Linked DNA regions of Homo sapiens: all the other regions are linked to region 1. A link is an interaction called in ENCODE POLR2A ChIA-PET data of the cell type or tissue named here. Cell type or tissue: CD4-positive, alpha-beta T cell. All regions are shown on one strand. Links, peaks and the distances in the headings refer to the core of each region. The heading gives the core; the rest is flanking DNA.

Region 1 (10,374 bases), core at 1,835-6,834:
AGATTAAAATACTGGCCCACCATCCTGCCTGAGAAATACAATAAAGGGGAAAAAAAGCTCTGGTGAAAAATTCTTTAAAAATTACTCCTCTTGCCAGACCTAAAACATTTATATATGGAAGTTCCGTTTTGAGATGAGCATTTTCTGGCTCCAAAGTCTCTCTTTTCCTAAAAACTAATATTAATTTGAGTTACAGTATCAGCTGTCACAGGTGCACCAAGGACCTCATTCTTCCCTATGTGATACTTTGCCCCCAATACTCATTCTTATGTAGATATCCACATGACCCTCACTGGTAGTCAATATGTATGGGCTTTGGGAAGGAGGGATTTTGTATGCTGTAATGATGGCATTACTGCCAAGAATCAAAGGGTCCTTTCTGGATGCTCACTTCTCCCCCTTGTGGGACTTCAGACCAAATATATGCAAGAAGCAATAACCAAATAGAAAACAAAATAATTTTCTATTATTGTTTTGTTGTCCAGGCCTGGAGTGCTTGACGTCAATATAAATAGAAGCAAGAATCATATACAACCATAAACCTATACTTGTGTATTGTGCAGGCCTGAAGATATGCCACCATACTTCAAAAACCCTCAGGGATTTCTGGAAGATCCAAGAGGGAAAAGATTGATGACAAAACCCATGAGAGCTGAGCAACTCTCAACTTCCTATGAGAAAAAAAGTGAATACTACAACAAGAGCCTTGGAATATTCCCAAACTCAGAAATAGTTGTAGTTAAGAGAAAGAGTTACTCATGAGAAAACTGATTGCATGAAAGAGGCTCTAAACTCAACAAATACAACTAATCTTCATGGACGTAGAGTCAATACGGAGAATAGATGAAAAATATAGACAGTAACTTTAGATGAACTTGGCAAGACATGCTATCAAGGAAAAGAAGGCTATTGTGAAAAATAAGCACTCAGGAATTTTGTAAATTAAAGACATAATTGCTGAAACACAAAATTATACTCGATGAAGGGCTGAGTAGCAGGAAGGACACTGCTGAAGACAGAATTAGTAAAGTGGAATGTCAATCTACCTTATTTGTGCAGAATGTGTAAAAGATAAAAAATGAAAGATGTTAGAGAAAAGATAAGAGACTCAGAGGATAGATCCCTGGTGCTCTAATGTCTCAGCTTTAGGAGTAGAATGAAAGAAAGAAAGAATCAAAGAATAGAAAAATCTTCCTGCCTTGGGAAAAGCCTTGAACATTCAGATTAGAAGGTTTGTCTACTAAATGGTAAGCCAGAAAAATAATTAAAAATACCTATAAAAATAGTGAAAACACCTACAAATGCCTAGTAAAATTTTAAGTACAAAATGAATATCCTATGTTACTCAGAGAGAATAAAAAAGTACAAAGGAGATAGAATCAAATTGATCTGTAACTCATTTAAAGTACAGTATGCAAGAGGGAGAAGGAATATGTCCTCAAATTTCTGTGGGAATTCTGGTCCACAGTTCTTCTTTAATCTAAAGCAGTATTTACGGATGATTGAGGAAGAAACATTTTCCATAAAATTTATCATCCGTAATTATTTTATAAAAAATTAAGAAAGAATGTGCTCCAGGAAGAATAAAGAGAGGTAACACATGGAAGAAAAGAAGCAGTAGTGAGCAAAAATATATCACTGTATCTAAAAAATTGGGGCTTCTTTCTTTTTTTTTTTTTGAGATGGAGTTTCACTCTTGTTGCCCAGCCTGTTGTACAGTGGCACCATCTCGGCTCACTGCAACCTCCGCCCCCCAAGTTCAAGCGATTCTCCTGTCTCAGTCTCCCAAGTAGCTGGGATTACAGGAGTGCACCACCATGCCTGGCAAATTTTGTATTTGTAGTAGAGATAGGGTTTCACCCCATGTTGGCCAGGCCGGTCTCAAACTCCTGACCTTAGGTACTCTGCCCGCCTTGGCCTCCTAAATTGCTGAGATTACAAGCATGAGTCACCATGCCCAGTCTTCTTTCTTTCGAGATGGAGTCTTGCTTTGTTGCCTAGGCCTGGAGTGCTTAATGTCAATATAAATAGAAGTATAATATAAAGAAAATTTGATAACTAAACTTAAATTTCTACATCTTTTCAGAAAAACATGGATGGTCTTGGAAGCAGTGCTTGGGTAGGGTTGTACTGGGAAGATTAGAGAGAGGTTATGGATCCTGAAGATTTTTCATGCTGATAGAAGAATGTAATTTAACATTTTTATTAAAGATTAATTGTTTAGGAACTTTTTAAGAAAAATTTTGAATTCTGACACATATCTGTCCAAAAAGTTTTCAGATAAGAGATTTTGGACCTACAAGTAATTTTTAAGGTATGGCAACAGTTTTTCTGTCATGGTATATAAGTGCTGTGTTCTGGATAACATTAAAAATTACTTCAAGATAGTGTTCTGCAACTGAGTCATAAAAAGATACTCTTCCCTGCCCCATAAAAGCTATCTTTGTTAAAAGACTACTAGATCAGTGTTTCCCAAAGGGTGGTCTGAGGACCACCTGCCTCAGATGCTCTGAAATGCATTACAGATTTTGGGCCACATTGCAAACTTTCTAAATAAGCTTCTGTGAGTGAGGCTTGGAATTTGAGGTTCATCTTCCTTGGAACTCCCAAAGTTCTTTACATATATCTTCCTTATGTCATTTACCTCCCTCTGCTTTGTGTTTTGTTTTTGTATTATCTCTTCTCCATTACAAGATTCGAAGGTCATCAAGGCAGCAAACATCCTTGAATACTCTGCAGCTTGTAGCATATTGCCTTTTGCAGAGATATGCACTGACATACACAATTGTTTCTTCACAACATTATCACCTGTCGAAGTCCAAAAGGAATTGGTTTGTTCAAATAGAATCCTGTGCAAAGAGTTATTTCAGTAAATGTTTGGAAATGAGGGTTTTTTTTTTTGTTTGTTTGTTTTTGCTATTTTTGTTGAAAACAAAAGATGAATTATGGAAAACACTACCTCACCATGATCATTCTCCATTAAAGTTGAAGTTGTTTAAATTTAAGCATATGTAAACTGAATGCATTAATACAATGAAAATAAATACCCTATTGTATCTACAAAGGAGAGGGTGTAAAATAGATTATGGGAGAAATATAACCTCCTCCAAAATAAGCAGAGTGATATACCCTAGAAGAAATTCCAGACCTTGGCCATGTAGTCATCCTCAATCCTTTTTCATGGTTAATGCCAACAGTAGAGGGGATATGTTTGTAGCTTCCTTGTAGATCCTAGACCCAAGAAAAGATGAGGGGAATAGTGAGGTAAAGAACTATTTACCGGGGGAGGGCTGGCAAGATAGTCAAATAGGAAGAGATCCAGTCTGCAGCTCCCAGCAAGACCAACGCAGAAGGTGAGCGATTTCTGCATTTCCAACTGAGGTACCCGGTTCATCTCACTGGGACTGGTTAGACAGTGGGTACAGCCCACGGAGGGTGAGCAGAAGCAGGGTGGGGCGTCACCTCACCTGGGAAGAGCAAGGTGTCAGGGAACTACCTCCCCTAGCCAAGGGAAGCTGTGAGGGACTGTGCTGTAAGTGCTATCTGGCCCAGATACTATGCTTTTCCCATAGTCTTCGCAACCTGCAGACCAGGAGGTTCCCTTGGGTGCCTACACCACCAGGGCCCTGGGTTTCAAGCACAAAGCTGGGCAGCCATTTGGGCAGATACCAAGCTAGCTGCAGGAGTTTTTTTTCATACCCCAGTGGCACCTGGAATGCCAGCAAGACAGAACCGTTCATTCCCCTGGAAAGGGGGCTAAAGCCAGTGAGCCAAGTGGTCTTGCTCAGTGGATACCACCCCCACGGAGCCTAGCAAGCTAAGATCCACTGGCTTGAAATTCTCACTGCCAGCACAGCAGTCTGAAGTCAACCTGGGATGCTTGAGCTTGGTGCGGGGAGGAGCGTTCACCATTACTGAGGTTTGAGTAGGCGGTTTTCCCCTCACAGTGTAAACAAAGCCTACAGGAAGTTCGAACTGGGCGGAGCCCACCGCAGCATGGCAAAGCTGCAGTAGCCAGACTGTCTCTCTAGATTCCTCCTCTCTGGGCAGGGCATCTCTGAAAGAAAGGCAGCATCTCCCTGGGACAGAGCACCTGGGGGAAGGGGCGGCTATGGGCACAGCTTCAGCAGACTTAAACGTTCCTGCCTGTCGGCTCTGCAGAGAGCAGCGGATCTCCCAGCACAGCCCTCGAGCTCTGCTAAGGGACAGACTGCCTCCTCAAGTGGGTCCCTGACCTCCGTGCCTCCTGAGTAAGAGACACCTCCCAGCAGGGGTCGACAGACACCTCATACAGGAGAGCTCTGGCTGGCATCTGGCGGATGCCCCTCTGGGATGAAGCTTCCAGAGGAAGGAACAGACAATCTTTGCTGTTCTGCAATCATTGCTGTTCTGCAGCCTCCGCTGGTGATACCCAGGCAAACAGGGTCTGGCGTGGACCTCCAACAAACTCCAGCAGACCTGCAGAAGAGGGGCCTAACTGTTAGAAGGAAAACTAACAAACAGAAGGCAATAACATCAACAAAAAGGATGCCCACACAAAAACCCCATCTGAACCCCAACAGCAAAGACCAAAGGTAGATAAATCCATGAAGATGAGAAAAAAAACAGTGCAAAAATGCTGAAAATTCCAAAAACCGGAATGTCTCTTCTCCTCCAAAGGATCACAACTCCTTGCCAGTGAGGGAACAAAATTGGACGGAGAATGAGTCTGACGAATTGACAGAAGTAGGCTTCAGAAGGTGGGTAATAACAAACTCTTCTGAACTAAAGGAGCATGTTCTAACCCAATGCAAGGAAACTAAGAACCTTGATAAAAGGTTATAGGAACTGCTAACTAGAATAAGCAGTTCACGGGAGAACATAAATGACCTGATGGAGCTGAAAAACACAGCATGAGAACTTCATGAAGCATACACAAGTGTCAATAGACGAATCAATCAAACAGAAGAAAGGATATCGGAGATTGAAGATCAACTTAATGAAATAAAATGTGAAGACAAGATTAGAGAAAAAAGAATGCAAAGGAACGAATAAAGCCTGCAAGAATATGGGATTATGTGAAAAGATCAAATCTATCTCTAATTGGTGTACCTGAAAATGACAGGGAGAATGGAACCAAGTGAAAAACACATATCAGGATATTATCTAGAACTTCCTCAACCTAGCAAGACAGGCCAACATTCAAATTCAGGAAATACAGAGAACAGCACAAAGATACTCCTTGAGAAGAGTAACCCCAAGACACAAAATCATCAGATTCACTAAGGTTGAAATGAAGGAAAAAATGTTAAGGGCAGCCAGAGAGAAAGGTTGGGTTACCCACAAAGGGAAGCCCATCAGACTAACAGCAGATCTCTTGGCAAAAACCCTACAAGCCAGAAGAGAGTGGGGGCCAATATTCAACATTCTTAAAGAAAAGAATTTTCAATCCAGAATTTCATATCCAGCCAAACTAAGCTTCATAAGCGAAGAAGAAATAAAATCCTTTACAGACAAGCAAATGCTGAGAGATTTTGTCACCACCAGGCCTGCCTTACAAGAGTTCCTGAAGGAAGCACTGAAATATGGAAAGGAAAAACCAGTACCAGCCACTGCAAAAACATGCCAAAATGTAAAGACCATCGACACTATGAAGAAATGCAACAATTAATGTGCAAAATAACCAGCTAGCATCATAATGACAGGATCAAATTCATGCATAACAATTTTAACTTTAAATGTAAATGGGCTAAATGCCCCAATTAAAAGACACAGACTGGTAAATTTGACAAAGAGTCAAGACCCATCTGTGTGCTGTATTAAGGAGACCCATCTCACATGTGAAGACACACATAGGCTCGAAATAAAGGGATGGAGGAACATCCACCAAGCAAATGGAAAGAAAAAAAAAAAAAAAAAAGCAGGGGTTGCAATCCTAGTCTCTGATAAAAAAGACTTTAAACCAACAAAGATCAAAAAAGACAAAGAAGGGCATTACATAATGGTAAAGGGATCAACGCAACAAGAAAAGCTAACTATCCTAAATATATATGCACCCAAGGCAGGAGCACCCAGATTCATAAAGCAAGTTCTTAGAGACCTACAGAGAGACTTAGACTCCCCACAATACTAGTGAGAGACTTTAACACCCCACTGTCAATATTAGACAGATCAATGAGACAGAAAATTAATAAGGATATTCAGGTTTTGAACTCAGCTCTGGACCAAGCGGACCTAATAGACATCTACAGAACTCTCCATCCCAAATCAACAGAATATACATTTTTCTCAGCACAACATGGCACTTATTCTAAAATGGACAACGTAATTGGAAGTAAAACACTCCTCAGCACATGCAAGATAATGGAAATCATAACAAACAGTCTCTCAGACCACAGTGCAATTAAATGAGAACTCAGGATTAAGAAACTCACTCAAAACCACACAACTACGTGGAAACTGAACAATCTTCTCCTGAATGACTACTGGGTAAATAATGAAATTAAGGCAGAAATAAATAAGTTCTTTGAAACCAATGAGAACAAAGACACAACGTACCAGAATCTCTGGGACACATTTACAGCGGTGTGTAAAGGGAAATTTATAGCAGTAAATACCCACAGAAGAAAGCAGGAAAGATCTAAAATTGACACCTTAACATCACAATTAAAGAACTAGAGAAGCAAGAACAAACAAATTCAAAAGCTAGCAGAAGACAAGAAAAAACTAAGATCAAAGCAGAACTGAAGGAGAGAGAGACACGAAAAACCCTGCAAAAAATCAATGAATTCAAGAGGTAGGTTTTTGAAAAGATTAACAGAGTAGACTGCCAGACACAGTAATAAAGAAGAAAAGAGAGAAAAATCAAATAGACACAATAAAAAATGATAAAAGGGAGATCGCCACTGATCCCACAAAAATACAAACTACCATCCAAGAACACTTTAAACACCTCTACGCAAATAAACTAGAAAATCTAGAAGAAATGGATAAATTCCTTGACACATACACCCTCTCAGGACTTAACCAGGAAGCAGTCAAATACCTGAATAGATCAATAACAAATTCTGAAATTGAGGTAGTAATTAATAGACTGCCAACCAAAAACAGCCCAGGACCAGATGGATTCACAGCCAAATTCTACCTGAGGTAAAAAGAGGAGCTGGTACCATTCCTTCTGAAACTATTCCAAACAACAGAAAAAGAGAGACTCCTCTCTAACTCATTTTATGAGGCCAGCATCATCCTGATACCAAAACCTGGCAAAGACACAACAAAAAAAGAAAATGTCAGACCAATATCCCCGATAAGCATCAGTGCAAAAATCCTCAATAAAATACTGGCAAACTGAAACCAACAGCACATCAAAAAGCTTATCCACCACGATCAAGTTGGCTTCATCCCTGGGGTGCAAGGCTGGTTCAACATATGTAGGTAAATAAACGTAATCCATCACATAAACAAAATCAATGACAAAAACCACATTATTATCTCAATAGATGCAGAAAAGGCCTTCGATAAAATTCAACACTGCTTCATGCTAAAAACACTCAATAAACTAGGTATTGATGGAATGTATCTCAAAATAATAAGAGCTGTTTATGATAAACCCACTGCCAATATCATAACGAATGGGCAAAAGCCAGAAGCATTCCCTTTGAAAACCTGCACAGGACAAGGATGCCTTCTCTCACCACTCCTATTCAATATAGTATTGGAAGTTCTGGCCAGGGCAATCAGGCAAGAGAAAGAAATAAAGCGTATTCAAATAGGAAGACAGGGAGTCAAATTGTCTCTGTTTGCAGATAACATAATTGTATATTCAGAAAATCCCTTCATCTAAGCCCCAAAACTCCTTAAACTGATAAGCAACTTCAGCAGAGTCTCAGGATACAAAATCAATGTGCAAAAATCACAAGCATTCCTATACACCAATAACAGGCAAACAGAGAGCCAAATCATGAGTGAACTCTTATTCACAATTGCTACAAAGAGAATAAAATACCTAGGAATACAATTTACAAGGGATGTGAAGAACCTTTTCAAGGAGAACTACAAACCACTGCTCAAGGATATAAGAGAGGACACAAACAAATGGAAGAACATTCCATGCTCATGGATAGGAAGGATCAATATCATGAAAATGGCCATACTACCCAAAGTAATTTATAGATTAAATGCTATTTCCATCAAGCTACCATTGACTTTCTTCACAGAATTAGAAAAAACTACTTTAAATTTAAATTTCTTTTTTTTTTTTTTCTTTTTTTGAGACGGAGTCTCACTCTGTTGCCCAGGCTAGAGTGCAGTGGTGCGATCTCGGCTCACTGCAAGCTCCACCTCCCTGGTTCACGCCACTCTCCTGCCTCAGCCTCCCAAGTAGCTGGGACTACAGGAGCCCGCCACTAAGCCCGGCTAATTTTTTTTGTATTTTTAGAAGAGACGGAGTTTCTCCATGTTAGCCAGGATGGTCTCTATCTCCTGACCTTGTGATCTGCCTGCCTTGGCCTCCCAAAGTGCTGGGATTACAGGCATGAGCCACTGTATCCGGCCAAAACTACTTTAAATTTCATATGGAACCAAAAGAGCCCGTATAGCCAGGACAATCCTATGCAAAAAGAGGCATCATGCTACCTGACTTCAAACTATACTACAAGGCTACAATAACCAAAAGAGCATGGTACTGGTACCAAAACAGATATTTAGACCAATGGAACAGAACAGAGGCCTCAGAAATAATGCCACACATCTACAACCATCTGATCTTTGACAAATCTGACAAAAACAAGCAGTGGGGAAAGGATTCCCTATTTAATAGATGGTGTTGGGAAAACTGACTAGCCACCTGTAGAAAACTGAAACTGGACCCCTTCCTTACACCTTATACAAAAATTAACTCAAGATGGATTAAAGACTTAAATGTAAGACCTAAAACCATAAAAACCCTAGAAGAAAACCTAGGCGGTACCTTTCAGGACACAGGCATGGGCAAAGACTTCATGACTAAAACACCAAAAGCAATGGCAACAGACGCCAAAATTGACAAATGGAATCTAATTAAACTAAAGAGCTTCTGCAAAGCAAAAGAAACTATCATCAGAGTGAACAGTCAACCTACAGAATGGGAGAAAATCTTTGCAATCTATCCATCCGACAAAGGGCTAATATCCAGAATCACAAGGAACTTAAACAAATTTACAAGAAAAAGACAAACAACTCCATCAAAAAGTGAGCAAACAATATGAACAGACACTTCTCAAAAGAAGACATTTATGTGGCCAACAAACATATGAAAAAAAGCTCATCATCACTGGTCATTAGAGAAATACAAATCAAAACCACAATGAGATCCCATTTCATGCCAGTTAGAATGGTGATCATTAAAAAGGAAACAACAGATGCTGGAATGTGGAGAAATAAGAACACTTTTACACTGTTGGTGGAGTGTAAATTAGTTCAACCATTGTGGAAGACAGTATGGCAATTCCTCAGGGATTTAGAACTAGAAAGACCATTTGACCCAGCAATCCCATTATTGGGTATATACCCAAAGGATTATAAATCATTCTACTATAAAGACACATGCACACGTATGTTTATTGCAGCACTGTTCACAATAGCAAAAACTTGGAACCAACCCACATGCCCATTAATGATAGACTGGATAAAGAAAATGTGGCACATATACACCACGGAATACTATGCAGCCATAAAAAAGAATGAGTTTATGTCCTTTGCAGGGACATGGATGAAGGTGGAAACCATCATTCTCAACAAACACAGGAACGAAAAGCAAGCACCTCATGTTCTCACTCATAAGTGGGAGTTGAACAATGAGAACACCTGGACATAGGGAGGGGAACATCACACACTGGGGCCTATCAGGGGTTGGGGGGCAAGGGGAGGGATAGCATTAGGAGAAATAACTAACGTAGATGAAGGGTTGATGGGTGCAGCAAACCACCATGGCACATGTATAACTATGTAACAAACCTGCATGTTCTGCACATGTATCCCAGAACTTAAAGTATAATTAAAAAAAAAAACTATTTAGCTACATAGCATGATATATGAATCTGCCCCTGCGCCCTTTGTTTTGTCTCTAGATATTTTATCAAATGTGTTGAATAGGAAATGAGCTGACCTTGTATCATACCAGGACAATTGCAAGGAAATTACACACGACTCAAAAATGAGGCAATACATCATGATGAATGTGTATGGTGGTGCATTTGATGTTGCATATGGTGGAAATACAGTTTTCTCCATTAGATGGGGAGGTGTTAAAATGTACAAAAATAAACATATTTCACTTTTTTTTGAATATTAACTTTCACTAGTGCTAATATAAATTTCATTTTCTCTTCTATCTGGTAGAACAAAGCTCTAAGATGC
Region 2 (10,374 bases), core at 3,596-8,595, 100 kb before region 1:
CTAGGCTTTGCTGTGGCCTGATTTGGGAGCAGATGTGAAACAAATCACCTTAACACTATAGACACTAGAGAAGGAACAGCAGCCACCTGGAGTAAACCTATCTTATCCACTTTCAACTTCAGAGATGTTTGAAATGAATGCAACTCAAAGTTTTAAGTATTAACCAGAAGTGGCTCAAGAGGTAGTTCTTTCCGTGATAGTGCTTTCAGAAGTCTACTTCCAAATCAGAACCAAAAAATGGACGGGGGTGGTATTTTTCAGTTTTACTAGCTCTGGTTTGCCTGCACAGGGCTCTAACCGGTGCTGAGAAGCATCCCAAGGGCACAGCCAGGGTCCTCCAGGCCTTCTGGAGGGCAGGAGTGGCCTGGGCCTAGAGCCTACTCCTCTTTCCATCACCATGGGGAAACTGCATCCTTCTGTAACCATACTGCTCTGACCAGACACGATTACTTTAGAATTGGAAATATATAGGCTCTTTTCCATTTATTTTTTTACAGCTTTTCTGTCTCCATAAAAATAAAAATATTTCTTGTAGAAAACTCACAAAAAGACAAAGAGAATAAAATAAAAATATTCCAACACCTTATTATAGTATTTAGAGATAATCACTTTTAGCATTTTGGTGTCTATCTTGCCTATGTATAGATAGAAGTTATATCTACTTTTTGTAAAAAATTAGAATCACATGGTATATCTTAATGCATAACTTTGTTTTTATACCTTATCATCGCTGATTTTCACTTAAAAAAATTTTTAGGCCAGGCGTGATGGCTCACGCTTGTAATCCCAGCCCTTTCAGAGGCCGAGGTGGGCGGATCATCTGACGTCAGGAGTTCGAGACCAGCCTGGTCAACATGGTGAAACCCCATTTCTACTAAAAATACAAAAATCAGTGGGGCGTGGTGGCACATGCCTGTAATTCCAGCTATGTGGGAGGCTGAGGCAGAAGAATCTGTTGAATCTGAGAGGCGGAAGTTGTAGTGAGCCGAGATTGCACCACTGCATTCCACCCTGGGCAACAAAGTAAGACTCCATCTCAAGAAAAAAAAAATTTTAAAGATTGACTTTTAAGACTTCAGTTTATACACTGTATAACATTTTATTAATGGTATTTGACATCTGCAAATAGAGCTATTAGGTTAAAAAAAAGTGGAGCATTTATTTACCCTTTAAAAATAGGTACACACACATAAACATACTAGTCAATATCTTCTGGACCTCAGAAATTCTCTCTAGCTTAAGAACTAGAAAGGACCACTTCTTAAAACAAGAATTTCTCAGCAGTTTTATCTCCAGATTGGCCTTTATAGGGTGTGAACACGTTAGAATTTGATTCATAGGAACATTTACATTGACCTTTTGCTAAGTTTGCTTTGGAAATGCACAAGATATGATGGATCTTAGCATTAGTAAACGCTTTTAATAAAAAATAAATTCCATTTCTCCTGGGGATAAGAGGTCATATTCTTTATTTGAACAATGTTAGGTAGCTATAAGTAAATCACACAGAAATCACTGATTAAAAAAGAACTTAAATCCCCTTCCCACTCTTTGAATGTGCCAGTCCACATTAAGAGACTCCCTCCCTCTCGGATGAAAGGCTGATGTGAGACAGTCACAATCTATTCTCTGTTGAAAAATACTCACTTTTCTATAGTGACACACGTGTTGTAAAACACTGTCAAACATACCAGATTACTGGATTCTTAGAAAAACCCCGTGAGTTGGGCAGGCCCAGGGTTAATATTGCATTTTATAGAGGGGTTTGGCATGTCAACTTCTCAGATTGTCCCCCCAGGGATGCCCACTTTTTGGCATTTATGTCCTTGTGTAATTCTGTCCCCTTGAGTGTGGGCTGGGCCTAGGGACTTATACCTAATGAAGAGAATATAGCAAAGGTGATTGGATGTCCCTTTGATGATTAGATTAGAAAAGACTGCGCTTTGTATCGCAGAAGCAGATTCTCTTCATTGCTTCTCAGCTTGCATTCTTGCAGGAAGCAAGCTACCATGTTGGGGAGGCCCGCATGACAAGGAACTGAATGCTACCAACAACCATATGAGCATAGAAGTGGATCCTTCTCCAGTGAAACCTTGAGATGACTACAGCCCAGCCAAGTACTTGATTACAGCTTGTGGGAGACTCTGAAGTACAGAAGCCATCTAAGTCCTGTCTAGATTCATGACCCAAAGAAACTACACGATAATAAATGTTTATTGTTTAGTAAACATTTAACAAATGTGTAAATTTGTGGCAATTTGTTTTGCAGCAATAGATAAGTAATACCAGAGGTAAACTGAGGCAGAGTGTAACCTATCTGTGGAAATATTAAAACACGGTAAAAAATTCTTTGACACTCTTGCCATCCAGGAGTGAGTTCTATGTCCCCTTTATTTGCATCTGGGCAGGCATTTTATTGCTTTCATCAATAGGTTATCCTGGAAGTGATGCTATGTGACTTCCAAGGCTGAGTTGTAGAAGACCATTCAGCTTCTACCTTGATTAAAATACTCACTTTTGGGCTAGGCATACTGGCTTTTGCCTGTAATCCCAGCACTTTGGGAGGCCAAGGCAGGAGGATTGTTTGAGTGCAGGAGTTTGAGACCAGCCTGGGCAATGCAATGAGACCTCATCTCTACAAAAAATAATAATAACAAAAAATTACCTGGGTGTGGTGGTGTGCGCCTGTGGTCCCAGCATCTTAGGAGGCTGAAATGGGAGGATCACTTGAGCCTGGGAGGTTGAAGTTGCAGTGAGCCATGATTGTGCCTGGGTGACAGAGCAAGACTTTGTCAAAAAAAACAAAAAATGAAAGAGAGAGAGAGAAGGGAAAAAGAGGAAAGAAGAAAGAGAGGGAGGGAGGGAAGAAGGAGGGGAGGAAGGAAGGAAGGAAGGAAGAAAGAAAGGAAGGAAGGAAAGAAATAGTACTCACTTTTGAAGCCCTGAGCTGCCGTGTAGAAAGTCCAGTTATCCTGAGGCTGCCATGCCATAAAGAAGCCCACGCCATTGAGGAACCAGTACACAGCCCAGGGTTCTCACAGTTGAGCCCCAGCCCAGGTAGCCAACAAGTAAGTGAAGAAGCCTCTAGATGATTCCAGTCCCAGCTATTTAAGTTTTCCCAACCAAGACCTCAGATATTCTGGAGCAGAGACAAGCCATGCCTACAGTGAACTATTTGAATTCCTAACCATGGGATTTCTGAGCATAATGAGATGGTTGTTGTTTTACTTTACTGATTTTGGGGGTAGTTTTTACACTGGAGCAGGCAGCCGGATCACTGCCTAATGTCAGGCAGCTTGTACGTAGAATTGGAGCTTAGATCCAGGTTCTCTTCAGCATTCTTTCCAGCACACCAGATGTTGCCTTTATGTTTCTTTCCACTTGTTATGAGAGAATCTCTACTACAGCAGTGATCAACGTTGGCAGCATATTGGAATCACCTGGAAAGCATTAAAAATACTAATGTCTGGGTCCTGTCCCCAGAGAACCTGACTATTTGATCTGGGGTAGAGCCTAAACACCTGATTTTTATAAAACTTCCTAGGTAGTGCTAACATACAGCTACGTTTGAGAACCACAGCCCTATAACATGCTAAGCAATGCAAATGATCATACCTGGCAATATTAAATCAATTCTCAATAGTCCATCCTAATGGAATAAAGCAGAGGCACATAGATTCCAAAAGAGCAGCTTATTTTGAAATCATGGTTCTATTATATACAGATTATGTGGGAGTGTGTGTGCACAAATGTGCATGTGAGCACCACTGTGTGTCTTTTGGAGGCTGAGGTTAGTTTTCTAATATGTGTATTCCAGGCAGTGTGCTAAGCACCAGGGGTTACCATAGCGCTAAAGCCTAATATGTTTACACTACAGGAACTTACCTTCCAATAACAAGAGAAATAAGAGAGCCTTGGAATTTAAGATGTCCTAGACTGTGGAAGTATTATTATTCCACTGCTCTAGATTGAATGTTTGTGTTCCCCTAAATTCACAAGTAAGGCCTAATCCCTAGTGGGATAGTATTAGGAGATGAGGCCTTTGGGAAGTGATTACATGAAGAGTGGAGCCCTCATGAATGGGATTAGTGCCCTTACAAAAGAGACACCAGAGAGAGCCCTTGCCCCTTCCACCATGTGAGGACACAGCAAAAACGTGGCCATCTATGAACCAGGAAGAGGGCCCTCACCAGACACTGAGTCTGCCACCACCTTGATGTTGGACTTCTCAGCCTCTAAAACTGTAAGAAATAAATTTATGTTGTTTATAAGCTATGAGTCTATGGGATTTTTTTTTTTATAGCAGCCAGAATGAACTAAGACACCTACTTAATAGGAATCATCACATACGGCAATTGTAGCAAGTAGAAAACCATGAGGTCATGTTGAAACAACAGTGCTGAGCATTGGTTAATCTCACTGATTACCTAAATGATTTGATTCTGGATGCCAGGCTCATAACTCTCAAAAGTCAAAATTGTGTGTCAGATAAAATGATAAATAGTTACAGGTCACAGACTTTCAGGGTTCAGGGTTGCTTGTAAGTTTTTGTTTGTTTGTTTGTTTGAGATGGATTCTCACTCTGTCACCCAGCCTAGAGTGCAATGGTGCCATCTCGGCTCACTGCAACCTCTGCCTCCCAGGTTCAAGAGATCCTTCTGCCTCAGCCTCCCGAGAAGCTGGGATTATAGGTGTGAGCCACCACGCCTGGCTAATTTTTGTATTTTTAGTAGAGACGGGGTTTCACCAGGTTGACCAAGCTGGTCTTGAACTCTTGACCCCAGGTGACCCCCTCCTCCTCAGCCTCCCAAAGCTTGTAAGTATTTAGAACCACAAATATTAACATTCTTGAATACTGAGGGTCTACTAAATCCTGTGAACTATAATTCAATGTGTAATTTAGCAGTATGCTCTCAGAGAAGGGACACTTGCTTTTTTTTTTGTGATTTGTTTTAAACAAGAAGTTTTAAAAAACATGACTTAATGCTGGGTGCCGTGGCTCACATCTCTGATCCTAGTGCTTTGGGAGGCGGAGGCAGGCGGATCACCTGAGGTCAGGAGTTCGAGACCAGCCTAGCCAACATGGAGAAACCCCGTCTCTACTACAAATACAAAAATTAGCCAGGTGTGGTGGCACATGCCTGTAGTCCCAGCTACATGGGAGGCTGAGGCAGGAGAATCGCTTGAATCCAGGAGGCAGAGGTTGCAGTGAGCTGAGATTGCACCACTGCACTCCAGCTTGAGCAACAGAGCGAGACTCCATCTCAAAACAAAATAAAACAAAACAAAACCATGATTTAGAGGGTAAATGATCTAGGATGCTTTCTTTTATCTTAGTGTGCCTATGATATATAGAGAATTACTCTACATGAAAGCTGCATATTAAAAAGCTATAAAATTGTTCATATTTTCAGAGATAAAAGAAAATCATTGAAATTTTGTAATCAAACAACGTAAACTGTCAAGCAATGGGAGAAAATGACTTACTGTACTTAGTGGTTGAACAAATATGCTTTGAGGGGAGAAAGGTGGTATTATCACAGAAACTCAATCTCAATTTGATTAAGTCACAGAATGACCATATAGAGTATACATATATGTATGTGTGTAAGTACACAAGTGTATGTGTGTGTGTGGCCATTTCTAAGCTCATATATTTATGTACCATGAAGAAATAGGAAGGAGAAAATTCTCCTGCATTAGCTGAGATATGGCCCAACTAGATCATGGTGTCTAATTGTAAGTGGACTGCTGTTCATGGAAACATGGTCCTAAGATAAACAGCAGGATCTTCTTTTAGTGGATGCCACCTGTGTGCCAATGGAACACATTGGTTCTATCTTCACCTCCCGCTTCCAAGTCTGCAAGCCTCTGTGTTTCATTGACTAGCTGCCCATTAAATCATAGTTTGTCATTTACTACATGCTTTCCCTAGGTGTTAGCCTTAAATTGTGGCCAAGAATCATTCTACTTTACCAACTTTAAACTTTGACATCTTTAAGCATTTAAGAAAAATGCAATTATTTCTCATTTCCAACTTCAGAAGGACTGTTCAAGTTCACAATGGTGAAATGGGAAGCCATGAATCTCACCCTACTGCTTGAGCAAGCCTTCACAGAAAATATACTTTTTGAGCTGGTCCTCGAGGAAGCCCGCTGGAAACTATCAGAATTTTCTAAAACACACAGTGCAAAGCTTTAAGAAAGTTTGTATCATAGTTAGGGAATTAAGTAAAACTGGTAAAAATTAAATCCCATTACAAGACAACTATATATGTCAAAAATGCTTACATATTTGGCAAGTGCTTGGTATACGTAACTTATGCTATGAATTTGGAAAAGAGAGATACCTCCATCAGATGGAGTGGAGTTGAAGCACACAGACTCTAGCAGAACGTTGAACTTTGTGGAAACTTACAGGGGAAGAGGAACTGCAGTAGAAGTAAAGAAAAAACAAGGTCTAAGAGCACAATACACCCCTGACAGAGCGGAAGAATCATTCAAAAGAGTGGGGATGGCTTGATATCACCACCTTGGAGTAGATTCATAGAACTTAACAAGCTATACAATTTGCTAATCCATAACCATCTACTCCAAAGTCAATGGCAGTATTCTGCTTTTTGGAGGCTGCCACTTTCATTTCTATTCATCAGTTCCTCTTCCGTTAATTTGCCTTACAGCTGCATTTCCACAAGAAAGGGGGTTTGTGAGCATCAGGCAGGAAAAAAGAGAGAGAACTGGCTGGTTATTGCTGCTAATGACTCATTGTCTTGCTGTTAAGCAGAAAAGAGATGCCCTGATCTGTTCATGCCTTTCAGCTTTCTATCTACGCTAAATTCGTTTCCTATTTTTCTAGGCAATTTCTTTGACAGCTGTGCAGCAGTCAAATTAAGAGGGATATTGTTGTGATAATTAAATGCTTTTTGGTTCCTATTGCTCCTTATTGCACCTCCTTCTGTGGCAGTACACAGTGCGGAAGGTGGAATTGCTCTGGAAGCTGGAATTAGTCTGCTTTCCATGAGAAGTGAGAACAAGCTTCATAAAAATCATTTGTGAAGCAAGTGAAACTTAAATACACACATATATACATAAGCCACAAATAATTAAATACATGAAAAATTTGGAAGAGGTGTTGGGGAGCAGGATAAAGCAACAAATTTGATTTTATTTTCAGTTTGCAGGGACCTTAATCTCTAAAAGTTTTTTTTACCTCCCTTACAGGTCCTGATGTTCTGGTTTGGAAAAGAAATGTGTGGTCAATGGAATCCACAGACATGTGCTTAGGGCTGGTTCAGATAACCTGCTCTGCAGATCTTTATGGGATGACAGGGACCATTGCTTTGATGTATCATTGATTAATAAAAGAAAGCTGCAGAGCAACAAGTGTAGTATGACCATTTAAAAACGATTAAAAACAAAACTATATGTATGTATGTATCTGCCTATCTATCTATCTATCTATCTATCTATCTATCTATGTAGCAAGCATAGCAAAATCTGGAAGAATGCCACCTAATTGCTAATAGTGGTTAAAACGGGAGAGAATTTGGTAAGGATGGGATGGAGACAATGAGGAAGGATGACATATTTTATTTTACATATTTCTGTTTTGTCTGAATTGTTTGCAATTCATTACCTTTGAAATTTAAAGATGGCTCCTAAAGATAATAAGTAAATAAATCATCAGTTAGCATCTAAAATACAAAAGTGAATTGCTTTAAATGACAGCATAATGATTTTTTTTTTTTTTTAGACAGAGTCTTCCTTAGTTGCCCAGGCTGGAATGCAGTGGCGCAATCTCGGCTCACTGCAACCTCTGCCTCCCAGGTTCAAGTGATTCTCCCGCCTCAGCCTCCTAAGTAGCTGGGATTACAGGTGCGCACAACCACAGCCCAGCTAATTTTTGTATTTTTAGTAGAGACCGGGTTTCACCATATTGGTCAGGCTGGTCTTGAACTCCCGACCTCAGGTGATGCACCTGCCTTGGGCTTCCCAAAGTGCTGGGAGTACAGGCGTGAGCCACTGCACCCAGTGATTTTTTTTATAATGATAAATTAACTGCCTTGATCTCACTATGATGTGTTTATAAAAGCTTATGAGGAAAAAATTACAAATGTGTGTGGTCGTAACAATAATTTCAATGGCAAATGTCTTGTTTATTGGAAATGACTTGGAAAGAATAGGAGATAAACTATGAAGATGATGGTGTGCACAATAAAAGACTTGGGATATAACTGTAATATTATCGCAAATGTGCATCTGAGGTGATTAAAAACAAAAACAACTGGCTGGGCACAGTGGCTCATGCCTGTAATCACAGCAATTTGGAAGGCTGAAGTGGGAGGACGGTTTAAGCCCAGGAATTCAAGACCAGCCTGGCAACATAAGGAGACCTTGTTTCTATAAAAAAGAAAAAACAATTAGCTGGGCATAGTGATATGTGCCTCACTCTGGGTGACAGAGTGAGACCCTGTCTCAAAAGAAATTAAAACAACAACAACAACAACAAAAACTGCCTGCTTGACTGGATATTGGGTGCATTGCTTCAAAATGTAAATTCAATTTAGCAGACATTTGTGATTGCCTATTTTTATGGACTGAATTATGTTCCAACCCCCATCTCCCACCTCCAAAATCCATATGTTAAAGCCTTAAACCCTCACCCTCAGTGTGACTGTTTGGAAATAGGGTCTTTAAAGAGGTAATTAAGGTTGAATGAGAGCTCAAGTGTAGGGCCCTAATTCAAAAGGACTGTCTTTTTTTTTCTTTTTTTTCTTTTTGAGATGGAGTTTTGCTCTGTTGACCAGGCTGGAGTGCAGTGGTGCAATCTCGGCTCACCACAACCTCTGCCTCCTGGGTTCAAGCGATTCTCCTGCCTCAGCCTCCCGAGTAGCTGGGACTACAGGCATGTGCCATCATGCCCAGCTAATTTTTGTATATTTAGTAGAGATGGGGTTTCACTATGTTGGACAGGCTGGTCTCAAACTCCTGACCTTGTGATCCGCCCACCTCAGCCTCCCAAAGTGCTGGGATTACAGGCGTGAGCCTCCGCGCCCAGCCTTGGACTGGCATTTTTACAAGAACAGGAATAGGTATCAGGAGTCATCATGCACAGAGGAAAGGCCCTGTGAGGACACAGAGAGGAGGCAGCCATCTCCAAGCCAGGAAAAATGGTCTTCCCAGAAACAAGCCCTGCTGGCACCTTAATTTTGGACTTCCAGCCTCTAAGACTGTGAGAAAGTACATTTCTGTTGTGTAAGCTACCCAGTGTGTGGCATTCTGTTTCAGCAGCCTGAGCAGAGTAATACATCTACCACACCACTTGCAAGTTATGGTGCAGGAGTTGGCGAAGGGTTATAGAAATAAACAAGGTAAGGCTGGATTCTGTCCCCTAGAGAAGCATAGGAGCACATGTGAGACGAAGAACATGACTCTGGAGCTAGATTGCACTGTGTGACTTTGAGCAAGTTACTTAAATTCTCTGAGCATCAATTTCCCATCTCCAAATTGAGGATGATAATAATATGTAGGTATGTTATGAGGATTAAATGCTTACTGTTTACAGAGGACCTAGAACAGTGTCTGACACACAGTAAACACAATATAAGTATTTGATTAACAAATAGATGAAAGCTTTGTACATTGGAAAAAAGGACACGAGGTCAGAAATATGAAGAATAACGTTAAATAATTATGACTTGCTGATAATTTTCATGTAATATATCAGATAAGATTACATACTCCCTTCAAAAAATGATAGCACATCTCCTTTAATGTAAAACCAAACTATAATGTTACAAAAGAAAATAAAATTAATAATAATATATCAATATTGGTTTATTAATTGTGACAAATATACAGGAAAAAATGTTAGGAGAAATTGGGTGTGGGGTGTATGAGAACTCTGTACTATCTTTGCAAAAATTAAGTACATTGAAAGATATTCTAAACTAAAATTCTATTTTTTAAAAAAGAATATATGGCTCATGACTGTAATCCCAGCACTTTGGGAGGCCAAGGCGGGTGGATCACAAGGTCAGGAGATCTAGACCATCCTGGCCAACATAGTGAAACCCCGTCTCTAGAAAAATACAAAAATTAGCTGAGTGAGGTGGAACGCGCCTGTAGTGCCCAGCTACTCGGGAGGCTGAGGCAGGAGAATCGCCTGAAGTGGAGGTTGCAGTGAGCTGAGATCGCATCACTTCACTCCAGCCTGGCAACAGAGCGAGACTCCCTCTCAAAAAAAAAAAAAAAAAAAAAAAAGAATATGAATTAAGGAGTAATTATTTACTTCACAGAAATGTTGATTGTTAAATGACAGAATTTAAGAGCTGAGTCACAGTAATCTTGAATTCACCTTGTCTATTTTACAGAG
Region 3 (10,374 bases), core at 2,448-7,447, 130 kb before region 1:
TGAGATGACTGGGCAACCCTGAGTCCTAGTGCTGACAATTGGCTAGTCCTGAGCATTGCCAAATGGTACACTAGATCTCAGATCTTTCCTAGGAAGAAAAGGAGAGGAGAGAGTGTAGAAGCCTGCAACTGGACCAATCACTTTCTTGGAAGAAGCTGAAATTTTAACCTAGAAGGAGTTGTGTTTGCTTTGAATTGGTCAGATTACCTTTTCTTCTATTAGAAGTAATCAAAGCTCATATGAGTTGGGCTCAGTTTGATTGGAGAAAAATAAAGAATCACATTTTTGCACGTGTGTATTGCATTAAGATGATTATCATCATGGTAACAAGAAAAAGAGTACAGAAAATAAATCTTCATGTAGTTAGAGGTATGCTGAATACACATTTTGGCTAATTGCCAAATGGCCATGGGGTAAAATAGATATTCTGCTGAGGACAGCAATCATATTTCAGGATGAACCTCTGGCCTCTAAAAATAAATCCAAGAATATTAACTTAAAAGTCATTATTACGAAAATTTTGTTTTAAACAATCTTAGTAATCAAAATGTTTGACATTACAGTGTAGGAATGAAAGTTTCTCAGCACTGCCAGCCTGTCACTTGTCTGCATTTTTGACTCTGAACATATATGACCACCATATACAGTTGCACAGGTTATACACTACACAATACTAGTAGTGCCATTCACTATGTGGGGGTCTGTAAATAGGCATTTTCTCTGTTGCTTTCTTCTCTTCTTAATATTCTTTTTTGTTTTTTGAGATGGAGTTTCACTCTTGTTGCCCAGGCTGGAGTGCAATGGCACGATCTTGGCTCACTGCCACCTCTACCTCCTGGGTTCAAGTGATTCCCCTGCCTCAGCTTCCCGAGTAGCTGGGATTATAGATGCCTGCCACCACATCCGGCTTTGTGTTTTTAGTAGAGACGGGGTTTCACCATGTTGGCCAGGCTAGTCTCAAACTCCTGACCTCAAGTGATCCACCTGCCTCGGCTTCCCAAAGTGCTGGGATTACAGGCGTGAACCACTCATGCCCAGCCTTCTTTATATTCTTTATTACCTCTGGAATTAAAGTTGGCTCATCATGGGTGTTATTATATATAATTTAAAAATATTCCTATCTGTGAAATGTTGAAGTGTAAAGTCAGTATTCTACTTTTAGTTTCCCCTATAAGATGAGAATTCATAAACAAGAATCTCCCTGTATATATTCATGGCCCAAATGACAATGGATCGGATTACATCAAATTCTTAAGAATTTAAGAATGTAATAACTTAAGGTTATTTTCTGTAAAGTTATAAACAAAAGTATATCAAACAATTTTGCAGATATTAGAATTATGGTCTAATCTAATCTTGAATAACATGCTATTTATTATTTAAATTTTTATAAGATATATTGGCTCAAAAAGTATGATACTCTTCTTGGATGTTTCCAGCTATTTTCCTCTCTTAATATTCTTAAGCATCAATCTATATTCCTGTTCATCTAAGTATTTAAAAATTGTTTTGTGCTTTTGTATATAATTTTAGTGACATTAACAGTTGTCTTTAATTCTCATAGCATGTTAACTTACTGTAATAAATATGCATCTATTTCAACTAATAAAACTCCAATATATAAAGCACATAAGGGTAATTTTCACTTTAAGTTACATGTTGAATGAAAGAAAATATTTAGACAGTCATAAAAATATCTGAGTGGTAGATCTTATTGGCATAACTGAAGTTGTTATGCTGGTTATGTGTGATGGTGGAGTACCTGAATATATGATCATTGGTCATTGACGACGTTAAAAATATGAGGAATGAGAGTGAAAAGAGCAATCAGCTTTCTAGCTTTCCAAAGGCAAAGATTGAAACCAGAGCCAAAGAGCAAATTTTGGCAGAATATCAAGGCAGAAGTCAACATAAGTGTATCTATACTCATTGTCTGAAAATATTACTCTTCTGCATAAACTTAAAGATAAGTGCAGTGTGACTATTATGTATCTATAAAAATTTTAAATAAAAATAATAAGTGTATTATTCTGTAAAAACTCATAGACATTAGGGCAGAAGAAGTAGCTAAGATGTACTGAGAACTTACTATCTGGTTAGTATGCTGAAAATTTTACTTTTCATTATCCAGTTTAATCCTTTGACAACCATGAAGTCTGTATTATTATTATGCCCAGCTCATCGATGAGGAAATTGGAAAATAAATTTTAAAAAGATTATACTCATTGTGGGAGATCCATTCCAGTTTAGTTTAATCTGTGTGAGATGAGTCAACCCACTGAGATCAGGAATTTGCCATAGGCACCAGGTTTCCACAGAGAGAAGGGAGAGAAAAATGAACGTGTATCCACATCAGGGCTCATAATCTAACCTAACAGCTAGGAAGTGTGGGGCAGAGTGAAGGCACAGGGAATGTAGGTCAAAAGCAAGAAGTGGGATTGATGAGACCAGAGAGCAGGAGACAGAGTTAGGAAGCAAAGCTCCAGTTTCCTGAATAGATGTTTTTCACATTCCTGCAGCCATTACCTTGAGTTCTGCTGTTCTTATCTCTTTCCTGGACCATTGCTCAAGACTAGAGATGAGAATCTTAAACTTAGGTGGAGAGGCTAGAGAGTATATAATGCAAAGGTCTCAAAGAGTCAAAATGACTCAAACATTTCCCACCTAGCACAGCATATATGGTTTCGCATATGCAATCTAACTAAACATGAAAGTTTGAGAACTACTGAGCTAACATCAAAGCAGGAAGAAAAAGAAAGTCCATATGTCCGAGTGGTCATGCCAGGCTAGCTTTAAGATGACTATCAATTCCCATGTGTTGATGGCAAATAGGTGGGGAGTTCCAAAGTGTTTATTTGGTTTCATTAATATTAAACCTCTGTACCTTTAATGCATGCTAAGAGATTTTTTCTTTCTTGTTCTGGTTGTAAGGATTAAGAAGTCACATCTTACAAGGGGATTCAGTTGTAAAGTCTGAGCGTAAATTAAACTAAAGTTGCTGTTCTCTCAACTGTCTGAAATTTTCTGTCTAGAATGCAAATCTGATTACATCAAATTCCTGTATAAAATCCTTCCATTGACTGAGCTGCTGATCTTTGATGTCATTGCCAGAAATTACAAGGGACAATAGATGGATCAAAAGGCCAACCCCATCCCCAGTGGAGAGATGTTCCACGGCCCTTCCTCCCCGACATATAAACATGTGACCTGAGGGGCACTGCTGGGTCATAGTCTGGGATGTGGATCCCTTTACATTAGTTAAGCTACATGGACAGCTCAGCTAATGGCTACAGCCTCAATCACCATAGACGGTATAGTCCAAGGTGCCCTGACATCAGGAATAGTATATGAATTTGTATGGCTCATATTGAAACAAGGGTGTGCCAGTCCATGTGTTTGTACACTTACAAGAGAATTTGGTGGGGTGTGGGTCAGGAGTTGTTCACATTTGGGAACAGCTATTGATGGTGTCAGGCGTGAGCCTTTTTAAAATCTGGCTCCTGTCAACTCTCTGACATCATCCTCTGCGCCTACCCACGCTCATCGTTTACTCTCACCACGTGGAGCAGCCTGTGCCCTGGACAGCTCCTCCATTCCTTCGCACACTCAGCACTTCCTTCTGCAATTCTCTTCCTCGGTCTTCCCTTTAGAACTTTTATTTGATGATCACCTCAAATGACTTTTCTACCAATTGTTCTTTCCTGATCTACTGCTCCTCTCTAAAGCCCGGTTTCTTCTTCTTTTGACATCTCACTTAAGTCAAAAGTCATTTTTCTTAACTGTAATTCAACTATTTGCAGGAAGGAAGGAAGAAAGCAGGGGGGATGGTAAGAGGGGAACTGGAACAACAGGCGGAAGGAAGTGGGGAGGGAAAGAAGGAAGCTAGGCGGGAAGCAGGGAGGGAGGAAAGGTGGAGAGAAATAGTTTAGGTTGGGGGATAAAGACTATTTTAAGTGTAATCTGTGAGGCTGGTTTCTCTACGGGTAGATCAGAGGGTCAAAAAGATTATTTCTCCAGCTATAGCTCTTCACTGTCCAGAAGTCCATAAAGTTTCCTCTAGAACATCTGAAGTCATGCATCACTCATTTCTCAAGGGTTTCTTACAACCTGTTCCCATGTCTAGTCAGGTTTGCATTTTCAACTTTTTTTTAATTTTCAGAAGTTTGGCTCTATTCTCTGTGAACATTGACCCTGGCCTTATCAAGACGAGAGAGAGCTTTCAACTCCACCCTGCCCTGAAATACTCATAAAGCCTCCTACATGACTTTAACTGTGAAGGTAACCATGTTCTTTCCTCCTCTCTTCATCTTCCAGGAATGGGCAATAAGAGGATTTCTTTGGCAGAGCAAACATCCCTTCACTTATTTATGAATTCACACATCCCCTCATCCATTCACTCACTCACTCAGCAAACATTCATGGAGTTGTCCTAAATGGAAGTCATTTGCCAGGAGCTGCATCATCAACTTAGCTTAGAGATATGAATCATGCTTTGAATCTTCCTTTCAAAGACACTTTTCTCTTGCCCTCTTCCTGTCACAAAAACCCACATAACTGTTTGTTATCTTATTTCCTTTGCTGGTCTTTGTCTTTTGTTTCGGAACAATTTTTGATTAAAAAGAAAAATTTAACCAGACAACAATGGCCTGGGATTTGGATCCCTTTACATTAGTTAAGCCACATGGACAGCGTAACCTAATGGCTGCAGCCTCAATCACCACAGATGATGTAATCCAAGGCAACTGATGTGGCTGCAAAATAGAGGACTACTGGCTGCAATAGGCAGCCATGTCAGTTGTGGGAGCATCTATTTAGTGCTGAATATACTTTTCAAACTTTAAAGCAAACTTTTGCTAAGTATCCCTTCTCTAAGCCAGTGCTTTAGAAACGTTTTGCCACACCCATTGGCAGGAGTGCTTTGTTCCTTCAGTTTTCTATTTTAGGTTTTTGTCTCCCAGAAAAAGTGCTGTCATGGGATGTGATTTCAGGTAGTCTGTTTGAGGTGATTCCAGGATCCATCAGTAAGGGAGTGAGAAAGTGAGACAGTTAAGGGAAGGAAGAAAAAAAAAAAAAAAGGCAGACTATGTAACTGGTGGCCACCTGATGTGAAATCTCACTGGGGGATTCCTTTTTTAAAAAACTGACTGCAGGTGGAGCCAAGATGGCCGAATAGGAACAGCTCCAGTCTACGGCTCCCAGTGTGAGTGATGCAGAAGATGGGTGATTTCTGCATTTCCAAATGAGCTTTGAAGAGAGTAGTGGTTCTCCCAGCACGCAGCTTGAGATCTGAGAACGGACAGGCTGCCTTCTCAAGTGGGCCCCTGACCCCCGAGTAGCCTAACTGGGAGGCACCCCCCAATAGGGGCAGACTGACACCTCACACGGCCAGGTACTCCTCTGAGACAAAACTTCCAGAGGAATGATCACGCAGCAACATTTGCTGTTCACCATATCCACTGTTCTGTAGCCTCCACTGCTGATAACCAGGCAAACAGGGTCTGGAGTGGACCTCCAGCAAAATCCAACAGACCTGCAGCTGAGGGTCCTGACTGTTAGAAGGAAAACTAACAAACAGAAAGGACATCCACACCAAAACCCCACCTGTACGTCACCATCATCAAAGACCAAAGGTAGGTAAAACCACAAAGATGGGGAAAAAACAGAGCAGAAAAACCGGAAACTCTAAAAATCAGAGTGCCTCTCCTCCTCCAAAGGAACACATCTCCTCACCAGCAACGGAACAAAGCTGGATGGAGAATGACTTTGACGAGTTGAGAGAAGAAGGCTTCAGATGATCAAACTACTCCGAGCTAAAGGAGGAAGTTCGAACCCAGGGCAAAGAAGTTAAAAACCTTGAAAAAAAATTAGATGAATGGCTAACTAGAATAACAAATGCAGAGAAGTCATTAAAGGACCTCATGGAGCTGAAAACCAAGGCATGAGAACTACATGATGAATGCACAAGACTCAGTAGCCAATACAATCAACTGGAAGAAAGGGTATCAGTGATGGAAGATCAAGTGAATGAAATGAAGTGAGAAGAGAAGTTCAGAGAAAAAAGAGAAAAAAGAAACAAACAAAGCCTCCAAGAAATAAGGGACTATGAGAAAAGACCAAATCTACGTCTGATTGGTGTACCTGAAAGTGACGGGGAGAATGGAACCAAGTTGGAAAACACTCTGCAGGATATTATCCAGGAGAACTTCCCCAATCTAGCAAGGCAGGACAACATTCAAATTCAGGAAATACAGAGAATGCCACAAAGATACTCCTCAAGAAGAGCAACTCCAAGACACATAATTGTCAGATTCACCAAAGTTGAAAGGAAGGAAAAAATGTTAAGGGCAGCCAGAGAGAAAGGTCAGGTTACCCACAAAGGGAAGCCCATCAGACTAACAGCTGATCTCTCAGCAGAAACTCTACAAGCCAGAAGAAAGTGGGGGCCGATATTCAACATTCTTAAAGAAAAGAGTTTTCAACCCAGAATTTCATATCCAGCCAAAATAAGGTTCATAAGTGAAGGAGAAATAAAATACTTTACAGACAAGCTAATGCTGAGAGATTTTGTCACCACCAGGCCTGCCCTACAAGAGCTCCTGAAGGAAGCACTAAACATGGAAAGGAACAACTGGTACCAGCCACTGCAAAAAGATGCCAAATTGTAAAGACCATTGAGGCTAGGAAGAAACTGCATCAATTCACGAGAAAAATAACCAGCTAACATCATAATGACAGGATCAAATTCATGCATAACAATATTAACCTTCAATGTAAATGGGCTAAATGCTCCAATTAAAAGACACAGACTGGCAAATTGGATAAAGAGTCAAGACCCATCAGTGTGCTGTATTTAGGAAACCCATCTCATGTGCAGAGACACACATAGGCTCAAAACAAAGGGATGGAGGAAGATCTACCAAGCAAATGGAAAACAAAAAAAGGCAGGTGTTGCAATCCTAGTCTCTGATAAAACAGACTTTAAACCAACAAAGATCAAAAGAGACAAACAAGGCCATTACATAATGGTAAAGGGATCAATTCAACAAGAAGAGCTAACTATCCTAAATATATATGCACCCAATACAGGAGCACCCAGATTCATAAAGCAAGTCCTTAGAGACCTAAAAAGAGACTTAGACACCCACACAATAATAATGGGAGACTTTAACACCCCACTGTCAACATTAGACAGATCAATGAGACAGAAAGTTAACAAGGATATCCAGGAATTGAACTCAGCTCGGCACCAATAGACATCTACAGAACTCTCCACCCCAAATCAACAGAATATACATTCTTGTCAGCACCACACTGCACTTATTCCAAAATTGACCACATAGTTGGAAGTAAAGCACTCCTCAGCAAATGTAAAAGATCAGAAATTATAACAAACTGTCTCTCAGACCACAGTGCAATCAAATTAGAACTCAGGATGAAAAAACTCACTCAAAACCGCTCAACTACATGGAAACTGAACAACCTGCTCCTGAATGACTACTGGGTACATAACGAAATGAAGGCAGAAATAAAGATGCTCTTTGAAACCAATGAGAAAAAAGACACAACATACCAGAATCTCTGGGACACATTCAAAGCAGTGTGTAGAGGGAAATTTATAGCACTCAATGCCCACAAGAGAAAGCAGGAAAGATCTAAAATTGACACCCTAACATAACAATTAAAAGAACTAGAGAAGCAAGAGCAAACACATTCAAAAGCTAGCAGAAGGCAAGAAATAACTATGATCAGAGCAGAACTGAAGGAAATAGAGACATAAAAAACCCTTCAAAAAATCAATGAATCCAGGAGCTGATTTTTTTGAAAACATCAACAAAATTGATAGACCACTAGCAAGACTAATAAAGAAGAAAAGAGAGAAGAATCAAATAGATGCAATAAAAAATGATAAAGGGGATACCACCACCAATCCCACAGAAATACAAACTACCATCAGAGAATACTATAAACACCTCTATGCAAATAAACGATAAAATCTAGAAGAAATGGATAAATTCCTCAACACACACACCCTCCCAAGACTAAACCAGGAAGAAGTTGAGTCTCTAAATAGGCCAATAACAGGCTCTGAAATTGAGGCAATAATTAATAGCTTACCAACCAAAAAAAATCCAGGATCAGATGGATTCACAGCCAAATTCTACCAGAGGTACAAGGAGGAGCTGATACCATTCCTTCTGAAACTATTCCAATCAATAGAAAAAGAGGAAATCCTCCGGAACTCATTTTATGAGGCCAGCATCATCCTGATACCAAAGCCTGGCAGAGACACAGCAAAAAAAGAGAATTTTAGACCAATATCCCTGATGAACATCAATGCAAAAATCCTCAATAAAATACTGGCAAACCGAATCCAGCAGCACATCAAAAAGCCTATCCACCATGATCAAGTGGGCTTCATCCCTGGAATGCAAGGCTGGTTCAACATACGCAAATCAATAAACATAATCCAGCATATAAACAGAACCAATGACAAAAACCATATGATTATCTCAATAGATGCAGAAAAGACCTTTGACAAAATTCAACAACCCTTCATGCTAAAAACTCTCGATAAATTAGGTATTGATAGGATGTATCTCAAAATAATAAGAGCTATTTATGACAAACGCACAGCCAATATCATACTGAATGGGCAAAAACTGGAAGCATTCACTTTGAAAACTGGCACAAGACAGGGATGCCCTCTCTCACCACTCCTATTCAACATAGTGTTGGAAATTCTGGCCAGGGCAATCAGGCAGGAGAAGGAAACAAAGGGTATTCAATTAGGAAAAGAGAAAGTCAAATTGTCCCTGTTTGCAGATGACATGATTGTATATCTAGAAAACCCCATCTTCTCAGCTGAAAATCTCCTTAAGCTGATAGGCAACTTCAGCAAAGCCTCAGGATACAAAATCAATGTGCAAAAATCACAAGCATTCTTATACACCAATAACAGACAAACAGAGAGCCAAATCATGAGTGAATTCCCATTCACAATTGCTTCAAAGAGAATAAAATACCTAGGAATCCAACCTACAAGAGATGGAAGGACCTCTTCAAGGAGAACTACAAACCACTGGTCAATGAAATAAAAGAGGACACAAAAAAATGGAAGAACATTCCATGCTCATGGGTAGGAAGAATCAATATTGTGAAAATGGCCATACTGCCCAAGGTAATTTTTAGATTCAATGCCATCCCCATCAAGCGACAAATGACTTTCTTCACTGAATTGGAAAAAACTACTTTAAAGTTCATATGGAATCAAAAAAGAGCCCGCATTGCCAAGTCAATCCTAAGCCAAAAGAACAAAGCTGGAGGCATCATGCTACCTGACTTCAAACTATACTACAAGGCTGCAGTAACCAAAACGGCATGGTACTGGTACCAAATCAGAGATATAGACCAATGGAACAGAACAGAACAGAACAGAACAGAACAGAGCCCTCAGAAATAATGCCACATATCTACAACCATCTGGTCTTTGACAAACCTGACAAAATCAAGAAATGGGGAAACGATTCCCTATTTAATAAATGGTGCTGGGAAAACTAGCTAGCCATATGTAGAAAGCTGAAACTGGATCCCTTGCTTACAACTTATACAAAAATTAATTCAAGATGGATTAAAGAATTAAATGTTAGACCTAAAACCATAAAAACCCTAGAAGAAAACCTAGGCAATACCATTCAGGACATAGGCATGGGCAAGGACTTCATGTCTAAAACACCAAAAGCAATGGCAACAAAAGCCAAAATTGACAAATGGGATCTCATTAAACTAAAGAGCTTCTGCACAGCAAAAGAAACTATCATCAGAGTGAACAGGCAACCTACAGAATGGGAGAAAATTTTTACAATCTACTCATCTGACAAAGGGCTAATATCCAGAATCTACAATGAATTCCAACAAATTTACAAGAAAAAACAAACAACCTCATCAAAAAGTGGGTGAAGGATATGAACAGACACTTCTCAAAAGAAGACATTCATGCAGCCAAAAGACACATGAAAAAATGCTCATCATCACTGGCCATCAGAGAAATGCAAATCAAAATCACAATGAGATGCCATCTCACACCAGTTAGAATGGCGATCATTAAAAAGTCAGGAAACAACAGGTGCTGGAGAGGATGTGGAGAAACAGGAACACTTTTACACTGTTGGTGGGACTGTAAACTAGTTCAACCATTGTGGAAGTCAGTGTGGCGATTCCTCAGGGATCTAGAACTAGAAATATCATTTGACCCAGCCATCCCATTACTGGTTATATACCCAAGGGATTATAAATCATGCTGCTATAAAGACACATGCACACGTATGTTTATTGTGGCACTATTCACAATAGCAAAGACTTGGAACCAAGCCAAAT

Evidence for each region. Peaks named below come from ENCODE experiments on the same cell type or tissue, not always from the same donor. Only the 100,000 strongest peaks of a DNase experiment are listed, where the experiment ranks them.
Region 2: POLR2A ChIA-PET joins it to region 1 with 6 read pairs; 4 of 35 experiments call an interaction of 5 or more read pairs at or near these places.
Region 3: POLR2A ChIA-PET joins it to region 1 with 5 read pairs; 2 of 35 experiments call an interaction of 5 or more read pairs at or near these places.

Annotation. Positions count from the first base shown.
Region 1 is chr9:78,197,368-78,207,741 of GRCh38, forward strand. No RefSeq gene overlaps it. Among named protein-coding and RNA genes, the nearest start is that of CEP78, 34 kb to the right of the region's middle. In CD4-positive, alpha-beta T cell, for the core only: no CTCF peak of the experiment used is centred there; a DNase peak (open chromatin) is centred at 3,954; H3K4me3 peaks cover 598 bases; H3K27ac peaks cover 1,149 bases.
Region 2 is chr9:78,090,986-78,101,359 of GRCh38, forward strand. LOC107987031 (a long non-coding RNA gene) reads right to left here and starts at 6,433. Exons shown (of 3, transcript XR_001746571.1): 1 at 6,350-6,433; 2 at 2,933-3,440; 3 at 2,730-2,769. In CD4-positive, alpha-beta T cell, for the core only: no CTCF peak of the experiment used is centred there; a DNase peak (open chromatin) is centred at 6,716.
Region 3 is chr9:78,070,347-78,080,720 of GRCh38, forward strand. No RefSeq gene overlaps it. Among named protein-coding and RNA genes, the nearest start is that of GNAQ, 44 kb to the left of the region's middle. In CD4-positive, alpha-beta T cell, for the core only: no CTCF peak of the experiment used is centred there; a DNase peak (open chromatin) is centred at 4,725; H3K4me3 peaks cover 860 bases; H3K27ac peaks cover 2,456 bases.